Linked DNA regions of Homo sapiens: region 2 is linked to region 1. Evidence: chromatin loops called from intact Hi-C (ENCODE). Cell type or tissue: B cell. All regions are shown on one strand. Links, peaks and the distances in the headings refer to the core of each region. The heading gives the core; the rest is flanking DNA. Region 1 overlaps MYCBP2 (MYC binding protein 2). Region 2 overlaps MYCBP2 (MYC binding protein 2).

Region 1 (8,374 bases), core at 338-8,337:
TTTTCCATGACCAGAGAATTACCTTATCATTCAGTCCTTGGAAATTTGTTTAGACTTGGTCTGTGGTCCAGCATATTATCTATTTTGGTAAATGTTCTATATGCACTTGAAAAGAATATGTATTCTATTGTTGTTGGATATGTTTCTGTATGTATGCCAATTAGGTCAGGTTGATTAATCATGGTTTGTTTGTTTGTTTGTTTTGAGACGGAGTCTCGCTCTGTCGCCCAGGCTGGAGGACAGTGGTGTGATCTACGCACACTGCAACCGCCACCTCTCGGGTTCAAGCGATTCTCCTGCCTCAGCCTCCTGAGTAGCTGGGATTACAGGTGCGTGCCACCACGCCCGGCTAATTTTTGTATTTTTAGTAGAGACGGTATTTCACCATGTTGGTGAGGCTGGTCTCGAACACCTGACCTCATGATCCACCTGCCTTGGCCTCCCAAAGTGCTGGGATTACAGGCATGAGCCACCGCGCCTGGCCGATTAATCATGTTTTCAAGTTTTTCTATGTCAGTGCTGTTTTGGTCTCTACTTGTTCTATCAGTTACAGAGAGGTATGTTAGAACTTACTCTTTCAATTGTGGATTTGTATTTTCCCATTTAACTTCTGTCAATTTTACTTTATATATTTTGAAGCTGTGTTACTGGATGCATTCAAATTTAGGAGTGTTATGATTTCCTAATGATTTGACCCTTTTGCCATTTAGAAATGCTCTTTTCATTTCTTTTAATACTGTTGCCTTAAAAATTACTTTGTCAAATATTAAAATAGCCACTCCAACTTTTTTTGGGACACTGGAGAGTGTGCTTGAGATACATCTTTTTCTGTCCTTTTAGCATGTATCCTTTCATTTAAAATTATGATATTACAGTTATTAAAGGAAGACTTTCCTTCAGTATTTCTTGTAATATTGGTCTCTTGACAGTGAATTATGTCAGCTTTCATGGATCTAAAAACATCTTTATTTTTGTCTTCATTCTTACAGGATACTTTTAGAATCCTTTATGTGAATTATATCAGCTTTCATGGATCTAAAAACATCTTTATTTTTGTCTTCATTCTTAAAAGATACATTCTTAAAGGTTACATGATTCCAGGTTACTTTCCCCCACCTCTAACCCCCATCCCTCCACTCTACCACCTCCCCCTCCCCACCCCCCAGCCCTTTTCAACACAAAGAATGGAAACTATCAATTTTATTGTTCCTTTAAGCATATCTCTTCTCTGGCTGCTTTAAAGATTTTCTCTTTATGCTTTGCTTTTAGCAATATGACCATGCTGTGCCTAGGTATGCTTTTCTTTGGATTTTCCTGCTTAAAGTTCCCTGAGTTTCTTGAATCTCTCAGTTGATTTCTTTCTTCACTTTTGGGAAATTGTCAGTAATTATCTTGTCATATATTGCTTTTGTTCCATTCTTTTTTCTCTCTTTCTGGGATTCCAATTATATGAATATGAGACCATCTGACTTTGTCCCACATGTCTCGTTCTCTGTTTGGTTCATCCCATTTTTGTTTCCGTGATTGAATTCTGTTATTTATTTATTTATTTATTTTTGGCCTGTTTGCAAGTCTGTGAAACCTGTTTTTCTGTAACTTACTCTGCTTTTAAAATCATATGAGAAGTTCTTAATTTCAGATGTTTATTTTTCAGTTTCAGAATGTCCACTTGGTTCTTTTTTTATAAATTATGTTGAAAATTGCCAATTGCATTATTTTACACATATTGTTAATCTCTGCATCTCAGGTACTTGCCTCCTAACGTTAATATCTGGGTTTTCTGTGAGTCTGACTAATTTTCTGGTTTTCTCTTGATTATGTGTCTGCCACATATTTTGCTTCTTTTGATGTCCCTTAATGTGTTTACTTAGTGTCCCCGAACTAGACTAACACTGTGTATGAATGAACATGATTTTCTTTCAGATCATGTGTTTTCTCCTAGAGAGGTGTGCTCTTTGCTGTGTCAGACAGATAGAATGAGGAGTTTGATTATCTCAATCCAGTGAGGGATTACATAGACCGCTCCCTCCCTCTACTAGGATTCTGTCTTCTTACGGAAGTTTTCTCTTCCCTTTTGACCCAGCCTCTTTTTTTTTTTTTTTTTTTTTTTTTTTGAGATGGAGTCTTGCTCTGTAGCCCAGGCTGGAGTGCAGTGGCGCGATCTTGGCTCTTGGCTCGTCACAACCTCTGCCTTCCAGGTTCAAGCGATTCTCCTGCCTCCGCCTCCCTAGTTGCTGGGATTGCAGGCGTGCACCACCATACCCAGCTAATTTTTTGCATTTTTAGTAGAGACGGGGTTTCACCATGTTGGCCAAGCTGGTCTCGAACTCCTGACCTCAAGTAATCTGCCCGCCTCAGCTTCCCAAAGTGCTGGTATTACAGGTGTGAGCCACCGCGCCCAGCCTTGACCCAGCCTCTCTATCATCCTTCAGTGTTCCAGTTACATTTCTGAGGAGATATACCACTGGGAAAGCTGTCTATGTATCTAGAGCTTTTCTAGATTCCAGTCTGTCATTTCAGCCCACATGGGCATCTAAAGCACTACTAGTCTCTTGTTTCCTTTATTAGAGTTCCTCTGCTTAAGCCAAGCTCAGTCCTTACTCATGCCCAAGCTCTGCAGTTACCCCCATGGAAGAACAAGCCAGTGGTCTCAGCTGCCTTGGAAGTGCTCTTCCACCTCTGGATTTTTTGTTCTTTTAGTCCTCATTGCTTCCACAGCTTTCTTACGTTGGTTAGTCTGGTCTTTGAAGCAGGCGCATTGGCCTGCCTCCTATCTAATCACTTACTTTAGGGAAGTGGAAGTCAGAAGTTTATCTTTATAAAAAGAAAAGGCAGATAATTTTAGGAGTGCTTATTTTTATAAGCATAGTGATGTTTTGAATAGTTTTATCTGTGTTGCATACTCATAGCTATAAAGCATTTTTTTCCTTTCTGATATGGGCCTGTTTATCAAAATATGCCCCAGATCTGGGGCGAGCAAACAAAGACCCACAGACCAATGAGGCCCAATTCTTGTTTTTATGTAGCCTGTGAACTAAAAGTGGTTTTTACATTTTTAAAAGGTTGAAAAGAAAATAAAAAAGGAAGAGAATGTTTTGTGAGCATTATGTGAAATTTGGAAGTTTTATTGTAATATATGCACACTCCTCTCTTTATGTGCTGCCGATGGCTGCTTTCGTGCTGTAACCATTGAGTAGTTGCAACAGAGATCTTGTGACTCACAAAGTGTAAAATATTTGCTGTGTGGCCCTTTGCAGAAAAAATTTCCCTATTCCTGCTTTACATCACAGGCTCAGGAATTTTTTATTTCTTATTACTAAGAGAAATTAAGCAAAAGATTGAAACCATTTTATTCCAGAAGTTCTGTAAATTTGGATTTATTAAAATCTTAGCATTTTAGAGGATTTACAAGGAACCTCAGTCTCCTTCATCTCTTTATTTTGCAAATGAAGCAGATTTGAGTGAAAGAGGTTTTAAAATTATGACTACATTTTTGGTATAAAGTATACTCAGTAATAAGCTGATAGAGAAACTATTGATCTATATCACTGAATAATTTGCAAAATTGATTTGTTCTTATATTGCAGAAGTATTTGATTTTTCTTAAGCAGTGTAGCTCTTAAGAAAATATTTTTGGAATTTTTAAAGTAAATATTTTAAGATAAATATTTAAGGCATGTTAATAGCCTTTTCCTTTTATTGTCAACCACAATTCTTTCAAATCTGATGGATATGAAGTTATTTTTGTGAGAAGACTGAAAGTCTTACAGGACCAATTCCAGACATTCTTCATTAAGCTTCGATTGATTTAGAATATAAAGCCCTAAATCATCAGAAATTCCAAGTTAAATTGTTAATGTGTAAGACTGGTTTTTAGAGTTTCTCTTTTATATTCCCATCCTCAGATATTGTGAAAGGTTTAAGCTTAGTTCTCAAATATAGAGATATAATGGTGTGTTATATTACTAGCAAATGGCATTTTTAAATTTTCCAATGTTGAATACAAATTTTGTTTATATAATTTTCAACTTATTACTGGCTCTTTTAGAAAACTTCTACCTCTTCCTCTGCAAACCAAATCAACAACAACAACAAAAAACACAGTAAAAGTAATTTATAATTAATTTGGGAATAGCTAGTTCTTGGATGGCCTGTACTTAAGAATTGATGGGTTCAGATTCATAAGAATTGTTACAACCAATTAAATGCCATCATGCATAGAAAGAAGTATTTTAGAAATGTACGTAAAGTCATTTGAACTTTAAAGAAGTTCCATTAGATAAAACAGACACAAACATTGGTCTCTAATTGGGAAAATTTGAGTCAGTTATAACTTGTCTTTAGGAAATCTATCTGAATTTGGATTTATATATTCTACTTCTCTGAAAATTGGTTTGGAATAAATTTTGATGCTTTTATAAGTTATATAGAAGGGGCTAACCTCTTAGTAGTTATGTATTCCTGTTGCTCAAATACCTGATTTCACTCAGGTAATCTTTAATATAAAGGAAAGTTGGTTTCCTAAATAGTATGAAGAATACGTATTGTGTTTTATTTATTTATTTGTTCATCTGATATTTATTGACCATCCCTGATGCTTCACATTGATGCAGGTGCTGAAAGTACACAGTTGAAATAGACATTCATCATGCCCTCACAATGCTAGTAGTTGAGTAGATTCTATAAGCAGGTATATGTATTTATGTTTAGCATTTGGCACTGTTAATCTTTCTCTTTCTCTTTACTTTTATGGCATACTATCTTGTGGAAATCTCATCCACATACATAGTTTCCATGACCTCCTTTGTACTAAAGTCTGTGCAAAATAATCCCAAGGATAACTCCTTAGTGGGCCTTTCTGGCTAGAGATGCTTTAAATGCACTCATGTCGATACCATAGATGTAGATACCTTATTTTAATCTCTGAGTAAGGCATGTAGCTGTAGCTCTCAACTTCCTCATTTCTCCCCTTCCTCACTCTTTCTCTTATACTTTCTCTTTCTCTTAAAATACTCGTTGAGTACTATATCCCAGGAACTTTTCTGGACAGAGGCTAGAGTAGTGAACAAGAAAGACAGGGCCCCTGCACTATTGGAGCTTTTAGCTTGGCGAGGAAGCAATACATTAAACAGTTCCATACATAATTACAGTTATTGGCTGTACAATGAAACATAAATATACGATGAATGAGAGTGTATATTAGGGAAACTCATCCAGTGTGGGGAGTTAGACTTAAGTGACACTTATGCTGAGACCTCGAAGATAAGTAGTGGTTAGCAGGAGAAGACGTGGTAGAGAATTTCAGGAAGAGGGAAAACCTTTGTGAAAGTTGTGATGAAGCTTAACAGGTTCAGACAACTGAAAGAATATCCTTCTTGCTGGAGTATGATGAATCAGGTGGAAAAGAATGCAAAATGAGGCAGGAGAGATTGATGGAGGTCAGTTATTGGAAGAGGATCTTTTAAACGATGTCGGTGCTTTTGGACTTTATCTTAAGAGAATTGAGAAGATACTGATTTTTAAGCTGGGGAATTATCCACTCAGGTTTGTGTCTTTAAAAGTTGAGTTAGGTTCCTATGTGAAGAATGGATTGAAGGGTATGGATGTGCAGAAATGAGTTAAGCTTTTGCAGTGGTCCAGGTAAGAGGTGGTGGTAACCTAGCTTATTAGCATTGCAGCAGTAAAGATGGTGTGGACAGATTCAATAACTGTTTATGAGATATAATTGACCAGATTTTGTGATTATTTTGATTTCAAGAGTGAAACTGAAGGCAATGTCAAGGATAACATTTTCATCTGCTTGTTACTCTTGTCTATTTGTTGACATTTTGGTATTTTGAAGTTACACATCTTCAAAATCAAACCCATTACTTTTTTTCCAGCAGGCTAACTCTTCCTTCTAACTTCTCTATTTTTAAGAGTGACATTGTCTACCTCCAAGTGACCTAGGCTTAAAATTTTTCTCTTTTGTCACTGCTGTTACTAAATTAGTTACCAAATCTTAAGGACTTGACCCCTTCAGCATCTGGAACAACCTCCTCCCCTTCGTTCTCCCTGCATTCCCTCTTCCCCCCGACTTCATCCTTTTTTCTTTATTACAGCAGTAGTATCCTCTTGTTAGATCACTAAACTGTGCTTTCCATTCAAGTCTCTGAGCTCCTTGGGGACAAGAACTGTCTTTTTCATTTTGTGTCTTTACTACTTTGCATCTCAGCATGGTGAACATAAAACATATTAAGTGAAATGAAAATAAAATGTTTTCCTTGCTTCTTGTTTCTTGCACCATAATTCTTATTCTTTATCACATATTTTTTTCTGTTTCTCAAAAGTTATTCAGGGGCTTCCTTTTGCTTAAAGAATAATTTGGTCTTAGGACTATGTGATAATGAAGTATCCAGACTGGCTGCTGGAGACATAAAGTATATGAGCTGGGGATTTTCCTATAGTAGTTTAGTAAAAAGTGGCTCTTAAGTCCCTTTGCACCGTAGCCCTCACTACCAAAAAGAGCAGATTTTTTTTCTTGGAAACATCACTGACATTTGTAAACATCCCACTATGGATAAAGTATAAAACACTTCATTTGATGCCTTTTTAATGTTTTAAGTTTATGTTTTTGCAGAATTCAAATTTGTATTATCATTTAATATATATTGTATATTGCTTAGCTGCCCCATGTTATCTTCTCAATAGCTACTTTATATGTTAGTATCTTATATGTGTATGTAAAGTATATTGTTTCACATAAAGAAATTTTGCAAGAAAAAGATCCAAATGTCTACTTTGGAAATACCCATTTTTGATAGCTTTGTATGTCCTAATATGAACATTCATATTTTTTTCCCATTTTTCTTTTAATATTTAGGAATAAGAAAATTTTAAATAAGAAGAAATTGAAAAGAAAACAGAAGAGCAAATCAAAAGTGAAGACAAGAAGCAAGGTAAAGCTGCTGGTAATTGATAAGGAATAGGACTTTTTCATATGGTGATTTGAATAAAAATGCCAAGATTAAAAAATATAATTAAACCATTTTATTAGTATGTGCTGAAGTAATTTTGTAAAAGCCCTTTATGATTTGGTTCCTCTTTTAGTTTCATCTTTCTTTTGGGTGTTTCTTTTCTTTCTTGCCTTTTTTTTTTCTTTTTTGAAACAGGGTCTTGTTTTGTCACCCAGGCTGGAGTCCAGTAGTTTCCTGGGCTCAAGTGATCCTTCCACCTCAGCCTCCTGAGTAGCTGGGACTACAAGTAAATGCCACCACAACCAGCTAATTGTTAAATTTTTTGTAGAGACAGGGTCTCACGGTATTGGCCAGGCTTGTCTCGAACTCGTGGGCTCAAGCAATCCTCTCACCTCGGCCTCCCAAAGTACTGACATTGCAGACATGAGCCACTGTGCCCAGCCTATTTCTGGGATTTTCTTGACCAGTAGCCTGGAAGTTAATATCTGGATGTTGAAAATTATTTGCTATTTATTCTTATTATCTTTGATCAGTCCTTTGGGGAACATATCCATTTCTGTTCTCTTTTTTCAATCTGACTACAGGTACTAGAAACTTGAGTAAAATTAGCTTGTAAACTGGGACTTGGATTTGGGTTCATCATATGCCTTTCTTGACAGGAATTAGGGAAACTTGGTGTGTCCATATTGTTCTGAGCCTCTTTTGACTGTTGGTAGCTCTGCAAAAGAAAAGGCAATATGGAATATTTGAATTAGGTGAGACCTTAGAAACCAAGAATCTATTTTCACCTAATGCAGAGATCTCTATAAAATCCATCTTTTTTATACTGAACATTTTCAGTGACCAGAGCACTTGATATAACAGTCTCTTTTCTATTGAACATCTAGACAGAAGGAAGAGAGGAGTCGTAACTATGATTCCTGAATAGCTTCACTTTGAGTTAAAGAAACAATAGATTTGCTGGGCCTGTATAGCAACTATAGAGGCAATTGTTTCCTACACTTTTAAGTTAGTGTTTTTACTATTGTAACTGAGAGAAATCTACTTCAAAGTAGCAAACCTAAAATAAAATGAAAGGTTGGGGGATGGCATTTATTTGGTGGCTCTATCTTGAGACACAGATGGATCCGGGGATGAAATGATATCATTGGCTGGGTGCAGTGGCTCACGCCTGTAATCCCCGCACTTTGGGAGGCCGAGGCTGGCAGATCACGAGGTCAAGAGGTCGAGACCATCCTGGCCAACATGGTGAAACCCTGTCTCTACGAAAAATACAAAAATTAGCTGGGCGTGGTGGTGGGTGCCTGTAGTCCCAGCTACTCAGGAGGCTGAGGCAGGAGATTGCTTGAACCCGGGAGGAGCAGGTTGCAGTGAGCTGAGATCGCACCACTGCACTCCAGCCTGGCGACAGAGTAAGA
Region 2 (8,374 bases), core at 77-8,076, 62 kb after region 1:
CTTGCCTAATGCGGTGTATCTTGTTACTCTTTTTCTCTTCCCTCTAAAAAAGCTATTCTTCTCTAGGTATAGTATATTTGTGCATATAGGAAATAAAGGAACATTGAATCGTGCATTGATAACTTGACATAACTTGGTGATTGCAGAATATTCTTTTGCCATTTATTTTTAAATTTGACATAAACCTGTGAAACATAATTGTAAACATTAACCCTTTAAAGTTAAAAAAAAAATCCTCCACTAGCTAAATATTTAAAGAAATTATGTTGTTGTATCTGACTTTCCAAAGATAGATTGAGGTTCTAGGCACTTAGTGTATATTTTGTGACAAATAGGTTTCATCTGCAGTCCTAAATATATAGAACATCAGTAGAAACACTTTGTTCAGATTATTGGTGTACATAAATTTTATCTTGTCCTTATTTTTTGGTAGAACTCTTTCTTAGATCACCCTCCTTCATGTTTGGTAAAACAATATATAGTGAATATCTTTTCTTGAGTGGAATCTTCAGTATGAACCTCAATTATCACAGTCCTTGCTTTCCATGGCACTAAAATTAACAGAAATGTGTGCACATTGGAACCATGTCCTCCCCTTTCACAGTCACCACAGTTACCTAGAATCATGCGAAAGGAGGACAGAGTTCCCGTATTTCTGTGTTTCAGTTAACACAGCACTATGCAAAGTGATGCCTGCTTGTATGTTTTGTTTGTTTGTTTATTTATTTATTTATTTTGAGATGAAGTCTCACTCTGTTGCCCAGGCTGGAGTGCAGCTGCACAATCTTGGCCCACTGCAACCTCTCCCTCCCAGGTTCAAGCGATTCTCCTACATCAGCCTCTTGAGTAGCTGGGACTACAGGTGCCCGCCACCACGCCTGGCTAATTTTTGTATTTTTAGTAGAGGCGAGGTTTCACCATGTTGGCCAGGCTGGTTTCAAACTCCTGACGTCAAATGATCCACCTGCCTCAGCCTCCCAAAGTGTTGGGATTATAGGTGTGAGGCACTGTGCCCAACCTATTTTATTTTAAATGAATATTTTTGCATTTGGACAAGAATTCTAACTATGTATTCATTTTTTAAAAAATCAAACTTCAGAGTCATTCAGTGACTTTGGAAATCCTTATACTGTATTAAGTAATTAAAAATCTATTCTGATATGACACTTTTATGATTTTATCTTTATATTATTCTTAGCACTCCATTAAGCAATTTTTATTTAAAAACAAATTTTTATAAGAAAACAAAATTAGATGAATATGATATACTTACACTTCCATAGAGATAAAACAAGAAAGATAAATACCAAAATATTAACAATGCTTTTTCCTGACAGGTGAGTTTATAGATATTTTTTATTTTCTTCTTTACAATTTGTTTCCTAAATATTCTCCAATAAGCATATTAGTGTATAAATAGAGTAAAAGTTATGTTTTACAACTGAAGCCATTTTAAAAAAATACTGATTAGGTTTAAGGCATCCATACTTTGCTTACCTTTGCTTTTTAAAAAATATTTTTATTTTAATTGGATGGAGGACTCTCTTTCAGGTGCTGTGCTTTTCATTACTTTCTGGCCATGGTTCTCAAGGTGGTCTCAAAGGGACCAGCATCACTTGGGCACTTGTTAGAAGTACCAGTTCTCAGGCCCCACTTCAGATCTCTACTGAAACAAAAAACTGGGGGAGTACAGCCAGTAAACTGTGCTTTAATAGCGTTCCAGGTGATTCTGATGGTCCCAAAGTGTGAGACTTAGTGTGCTAGGTCAGTTGTTTGCACTTTGCGGTTTGATCCAATGACCTTCTGCATCAGAATCACCTGGGCCTAATGAATCAGAATTTATGGGTCAAGGGTCTTGGAAATAGATCTGAGTCACTTGCACAGTGTTCTAAGGCTCTTCTCTGGCACTGTGCTAGAAAAGATTGTAGTGGCTTTGCTCCCATGAGGAATAGAAACATCAAATAAAATGTTAGTGTTCCGGCTGCCATACATACAGATCTTTTATTTCTTTGGCCTGTTGATACTTTTTAGAAACTAAAAATTTAGTAGTATGTTAATAATTATACTTACTAGTAATTGGCTTTTACCTGTGTTAACATTTCAGAATTTAAGAATTAGGTTATGTTAGATTATTTTACTTGACTTTTCTGTCTCATCTTATTTACCAAGTCTGAACTAAGTTTTTCATAGATGATCAGAACTCTGGGCTCTAGTTCTTTTTTTTTGAGTCACAGTCCCACTCTGTTACCCAGGCTGGAGTGCAGTGGTGCGATCTCGGCTCACTGCAACCTCCGCCTCTCGGTTTCAAGCGATTCTCCTGCCTCGGCCTCCCGAGTAGCTGGGATTATAGGCATGCACCACCACACCTGGCTAATTTTGCATTTTTGTTAGAGATGGGGTTTCACCATGTTGGCCAGGCTGGTCTCAAACTTCTGACCTCAGGTGATCAGCCTCCCAAAGTGCTGGGAGTACAGGTGTGAGCCACTGCGCTCGGCCTGGGCCCTAGTTCTTGTACTAAAGCCTTGCTCAGACAGCTTCAGGCCTATTGACGTAATTTAGTTACTGTTTTATGACACCAGGTCTCTTATAATGGAATGTGTTATTGAAACCCAAGAAAGCAATGATATTACTGCTTCTTCATACATTTGGAACTTTTTAATTTTAAATCTTTGTGTTATTAATAGTCTAGTTAATTTTTTTAATTTATCTTTTTAGGTATTAATAGTATTCATTTATAGATTTTAGTTCAATGGTTTGTGATAACTTGTCTTTTTTAGATTATATTGGGTTGATTGATGTATTAATTTAACTGTGCAAGTGAAGTGCTTATTCAGTGAAATTCTTAAGTAGGGCTCTTGAAGTCATCAGAAGAACTAGTGGATGATCATATCAATGATTTTATCCTTATATTCCTTTTCAGCACTCTGTTTCGTAAGGAAAATTAAACTTCAATAATGTTAGCTTTTTCTTCTTTCTTCTAAGTATCCAAGTTTCATAATTGTGAGCTGTAGATGGGCTAAACCCATGTCCTGGCTTACATGGGAGAGTCCCATTTTATAGGTGTCCAGGCATATTTCTTTTTTTTTTTTTTTTTTTTTTTTTGAGACGGAGTCTCGCTCTGTCGCCCAGGCTGGAGTGCAGTGGTGCTATCTCGGCTCACTGCAAGCTCCGCCTCCTGGGTTCACACCACTCTTCTGCCTCAGCCTCCCGAGTAGCTGGGACTGCAGGCGTTCACCACCACACCGGGCTAATTTTTTGTATTTTTACTAGAGATGGGGTTTCACTTTGTTAGCCAGGATAGCCTCAATCTCCTGACCTTGTAATCCGCCTGCCTTGGCCTCCCAAAGTGCTGGGATTACAGGCGTGAGCCACCGCGTCCGGCATGTTGCTATTACTTTTTAAGCCCTTAAAACCATTATGGTTTTCTTGATTTGACGCATCAAATCCAATATTAGCTGATATTCCAGTGACACATAAAAGTCTCTTTTTAAATTAAAGTATTATATGAAGAATTTAGAGAGTATAAGTAAGAAAAAATAGATCAGCATAACCCTTTATACAAAGAGAACCATTAGTAGAATTTTGGTGTAACTTCTCACACTTTTTTACTTATTTCATATAATTTCATACTGTGATAGATATTGGTGTCCTGTTTGTATTCCCTTTAATATTATATCATGAAATTTTTTTGTGCTTTATTGCAAATACCATATTAAAGTAATATAGGAATTTAGGTCAAGGTTTTGCATAAACCTATTCCTTAATTCAATTATTGTTTTTATTTCGTTGTCATCTTCTAATCAAGTTTTACTTATTTCTAGTTATATCATTGACTGAATTTTGTTTTACATTTTTGCTTAGTGTTATAATACATATATTTTTATGTTTTGCTTGTATTGTACCCCTACCTTCCCATTTCCATCCCCCCCTCAAAGTAAATGTTAATAGTCTAATATCTTACTCTATTAAAATATAATCATGTACAGAGACTTACACATATGTGAAAGTGTAGACATATGTTTATTTACAAAAGTAGTATTCTGTATATACATTTGCAACATCTTTTTCTCATTTTACAATACAAGAAGAACACACTGTAGGTCAGTAAATGTGGATCTACCACATTCTATACAGTAACTACCTAATATCATAATATGGCTATACCATAGTTTATATAACCATTATTTATTGATGGGCATTCAGGTTATTGTAAGTTTTTGTGGGTTTTACTGTAATAAATATTCTTAAACTTAGAGCTACATATTAGTGTTTGTATAGTAGAGCTTTCCCAAAATAGAATGTGTGGGGCAGAGAGTATATATCTGTCTTAAATTTTAACAGATAATTCACATTGTTTTAAAAATGTTATAGGAATTTGTTTATACTCCCTAGACTAATGTATAAGAGTAGTGTTTTCCTCTAGCATCACCTGTATTCATTATTCTTTTATTTATTTATTTATTTATTTATTTTTTGTAGAGGCAGGATCTTGCTATGTTGCCCAGGCTGGCCTCGAACAACTGGGCCCAAGTGACCCTCCTGCCTCAGCCTCCCGAGTAGCTAGGACTGTACAGGCATGTGCCACCACACCTGGGTTTAGTTATTCTTTTTAATTCTTGGAAAACAGTGGTGAACAATGTTATCTCATTGTTAATTTAAATAACACAAAATCATATTCTGTGTAAAATTATTTCATAAATCTCATTTTAATGGCTGCGTATTATTCCATTTAGTAGATGTATTATAGTTTTTAATTACTTTCATTTGGGTATTTTTAAAATGTTGCTATAATGAATAAAGTTGTAGTAAACACCTTTGAGGTGAAATCCTTTAAAAATATTTTAGAGTTTTCTTTAGGATAGATTCCTAGGGTGCAGTTACTAGATCAAAGGATAATAATTTTTATGATCTTGAAATATATCACCAAGAGCTTTCTGAAAGGCTTGTACTATTTAACACTGCCACTTATTCCATGCTTTTTCTGCCTACCTGCCTACAGATGAACTCTGAATTACCCATTGTCTACACATGAGTGTAGCTTCTATCTAAACCTGGTTATCTCATACCCCTATTTTACTCACTCCTCTCCCAATGAAAGAAATAAATCACCAAGTTCTATTTATACAGCCTTCTTAATTCTTTAATAGCTTTTTAATATCTACTTTTCAGAATCTTACTGTTTCCTTAGCTGAGGCTTCTTTTCTTTGCCTATCTGACAGCAAAAAGCCTTTTAACTGGCCTTACCTCCAGTCTTATCTTCTAAGCCATTAGCCACCTTCTTTCCAGAATATTCATTCTGCAATACAGATCAGATCAGTAGCACTTCTCTGTTTAAAACCAAAAGGCTATTCATAGTCCTTAGGATGAAGGATATACTTTTATCTCTACAGCCTCATCTCTCTCTATTCTCATTTCTTTTCCCTTGCCCTTCCTTTTTTTCCCCTACCTCTGAACCTTTATGCTACTTGTTACCTCCTTTATTTGACCTCATCTTATGTGGTGGTTTCTTTTATCTCTACACTGTCTACCTTCCCACCCTCAAGTTTTGTTAGCTTCTCCTCTAGTTTGTGTGCCTCCTTTTGTTATAGCATACTGTCATAATTTCTTGTTTAGTTGTGTGTAAACCCTCCCTCCCCTCATTAGAATGTGAGCTTCTTGAAGCAGAGATTGTATCTTGTTTATCAAGGGTTCCCAGAACTTCACATGGTACCTGTTAGTACCATGATTTGTAGTATATTTTTGTTGACTAATTGAAAGCAGGTTAGGGACTTATCATCTCTAGAATGAAGTTTTGTGGTATAAAAAGGTTTTAATTATCTGTTTTTTTGCATACCTCTCCAAGCAAATTTCCCAAGACTTTTGCTCCATCACATATACTCTGTAAAAGTCAGCTACATGTATTTTTAATGACTATACAATATTGTTTAATATCTTTATGCTTTTATAAAATCCTAATTTATATCCTATTCCTTTTAACTGGAATGCCCTCTCTTCCTTTCCTTTTCTCTTGTTAAACTTTTTGTCATTCTTTGAAACCTTGCTGATTGTCCTGAGTTTATTTAGTATCTTTTCTTACTTCAGGACATAATGTGTATAGATTTCTTTTATAGCATTTATTGTAATATTTCATAGTTTGTGTTTTTATTTCTGTTTTTTTCCCTAGTGGACTGAATTCCAGTGAGACCTGTATCTTTGTCATTATATTCATTTCACCTAGTGTCTGCTAAATAAAAGATAATCAGAAAATTTGGTGAATAAATTAGTGACTCAACTATATTTAAAGAAACATTATTTTAGCCCATGGGATACAATAGTATTTTCGAGCCCAATTGCTTTAATTTTTAGACATGATTGCCCCCGTGCCTTCTTGATTTATAAATCAAAAGATTCTAAAAAGATTGAATTTAGCAAGACATTAAACGGGTGTGGGTGTGATGTATTTTCATGAGGAGAAACAATATTGTAGGCAGACCATAGAAATCAGAAAATGGTAATATAACAATATTATTACCTTAATATCTATAACTTTTTTATATAGTTGGAAAATACTTTTTATAGTAATTTATATATCTGCTTTGTAACAATTGAGAAATCATGCATGTTAAGAAAATAAGGCATTTTGTTCATATTTGTTCATATTTGAAATATCAATTTTATTACATTTTAGAAATGGAACTCAGTTTACATAACCTTAGCCTGAGAAAATAATTGGTACTGCATTATTGAGAACTTATTCTTCTGTTAACATTAAATTAGCATGTTTCTATCTGTAGTAGTCATAGAATATGTTATTCATGGTTTTTCATACAATTTGAGGTATTTGCATTTTTGTTTATATCTAGAAACATAATTGAAATATGGTTCCTTTACCCACTTGTACATTTAATGAAGGGTACTTTGATATTTAATTTGACATTTATGAAATTTTATTAGAGGGCAGTAGGCTCAATTTGTCCCATCATTAGAAAAATTAAACTGAAGATCAATAGAGAATCATGAAAAAACTTGTTTTAAATAAAAATGTTCAGTGCTTATATAGTGTCATAATTCCTGTTTCAGTTAATGGTAACCTGTCAAATTTAGAGTGTTTTCAAATTTGAAGACATTTTTGATGTTGTTAAAACTCAAGGAAACTATAGTTCTGCTGTATAAGAAAAAAACCTAAAATTTTAAGTTGTAACTAAAATTTATTTTTCTTTTCAAGGTAAATAAATGTTAATGGGAAAAATGATTTATTTTATTTTATTAAAATAAATTTGGCTGTATATTTTTTCCTTAAATACCATATAAGTGGAAAGAGCTATAATCTGTGTGGGTATGTATTTATATATGTATATATATATGTACATAGTGGCACTTTAGAAGAAATGATTTAATGAAAGATGTTTCCAAAATGTTATTTGGGTTAGGTGCCCCCTTTACCATCAATATAAAGCCCAAGCTCCTTTCTCTCTCTCTCTCTCTCTCGTTCTCTCTCTCTCTCTGTGTGTATACATATATCTATATGCAGAATATAGACATTTTTGTTTTGTTTTTGATCATCTGGTTTTCTTAACCTCTATTTATGATTTGTAGTAAACTCGGTAACATTTTTATTTTGGTTTTGTAGCAAGATTAATACAAATATTAAACCTGGAAGAGCTTGTTAAAACTTAATGGTTAATTTAAAAATTAGTTTTTATGTTTCAATGGAAAAGATATCTGTCTTCAACGAATACATGGTTTACTGACTTTGAATATATATGATATTAAAAAAGTATTTGTAAGATAATTTGATTGATTTAAATTGAACTTCTTGATTATCTATTTGAGACTATTAGTAACTACACAATAATTTTATGAGTATACAAGACGGGTTTTGTACTTTATAAATTATATTTAAGATATTAACTTTTATGTGAAATGGTGATTAGGTTATGGGTGGGGGTGGGGGGCTGGAGTGGGGAAATTGGAAGAAAAGTATAATGTCCAAAACCGTTAAGAATAAATTTTTATGCTTTTTAGTTTGAATTATTTTTTGTTCATTATAGTGTTTTCATTTTGTGAGTTTTTCTATGCACATACAAAATGTTTCTCCTCAGGCCCCCTTGTATTTGCTGGTCCTATTTTTATGAACCATCGAGAACAGGCTCTAGCCAGACTCAGATCCCATCCAGCACAGCTAAAGCATAAACGGGACAAGCACAAAGGTATTTGGTCTTCCTTATCACCTAGGTGGGATACTTTCCCAATTTCTTCCACTCATTTGAATTTTGTCTCTGGGAAAATGCACAAACCTGATTCTTCTACTTTGCTTCTATCATGATGTAGCCTGAGGAGAAAGAACATTCTGAAAGTGATACCGTTTGTCAGTGACTGTCATGCTTCTTGTTTT

The links. A loop is a pair of places that touch in the nucleus more often than their neighbours do. Peaks named below come from ENCODE experiments on the same cell type or tissue, not always from the same donor. Only the 100,000 strongest peaks of a DNase experiment are listed, where the experiment ranks them.
Region 2: it touches region 1 in a loop (2.1-fold over the local background); 2 of 110 quality-filtered maps call a loop at or near these places.

The regions. Positions count from the first base shown.
Region 1 is chr13:77,295,163-77,303,536 of GRCh38, reverse strand. MYCBP2 (MYC binding protein 2) reads left to right here. Exons shown (of 83, transcript NM_015057.5): 2 at 6,863-6,938. It overlaps LOC124903184 (a long non-coding RNA gene), which reads right to left. Exons shown (of 3, transcript XR_007063827.1): 3 at 7,595-7,674. Among named protein-coding and RNA genes, the nearest start is that of MYCBP2, 28 kb to the left of the region's middle. In B cell, for the core only: no CTCF peak of the experiment used is centred there; DNase peaks (open chromatin) are centred at 2,676 and 4,856; H3K4me3 peaks cover 2,135 bases; H3K27ac peaks cover 6,783 bases.
Region 2 is chr13:77,232,971-77,241,344 of GRCh38, reverse strand. It overlaps MYCBP2 (MYC binding protein 2), which reads left to right. Exons shown (of 83, transcript NM_015057.5): 18 at 8,082-8,189. Among named protein-coding and RNA genes, the nearest start is that of MYCBP2, 90 kb to the left of the region's middle. In B cell, for the core only: no CTCF peak of the experiment used is centred there; no DNase peak of the experiment used is centred there.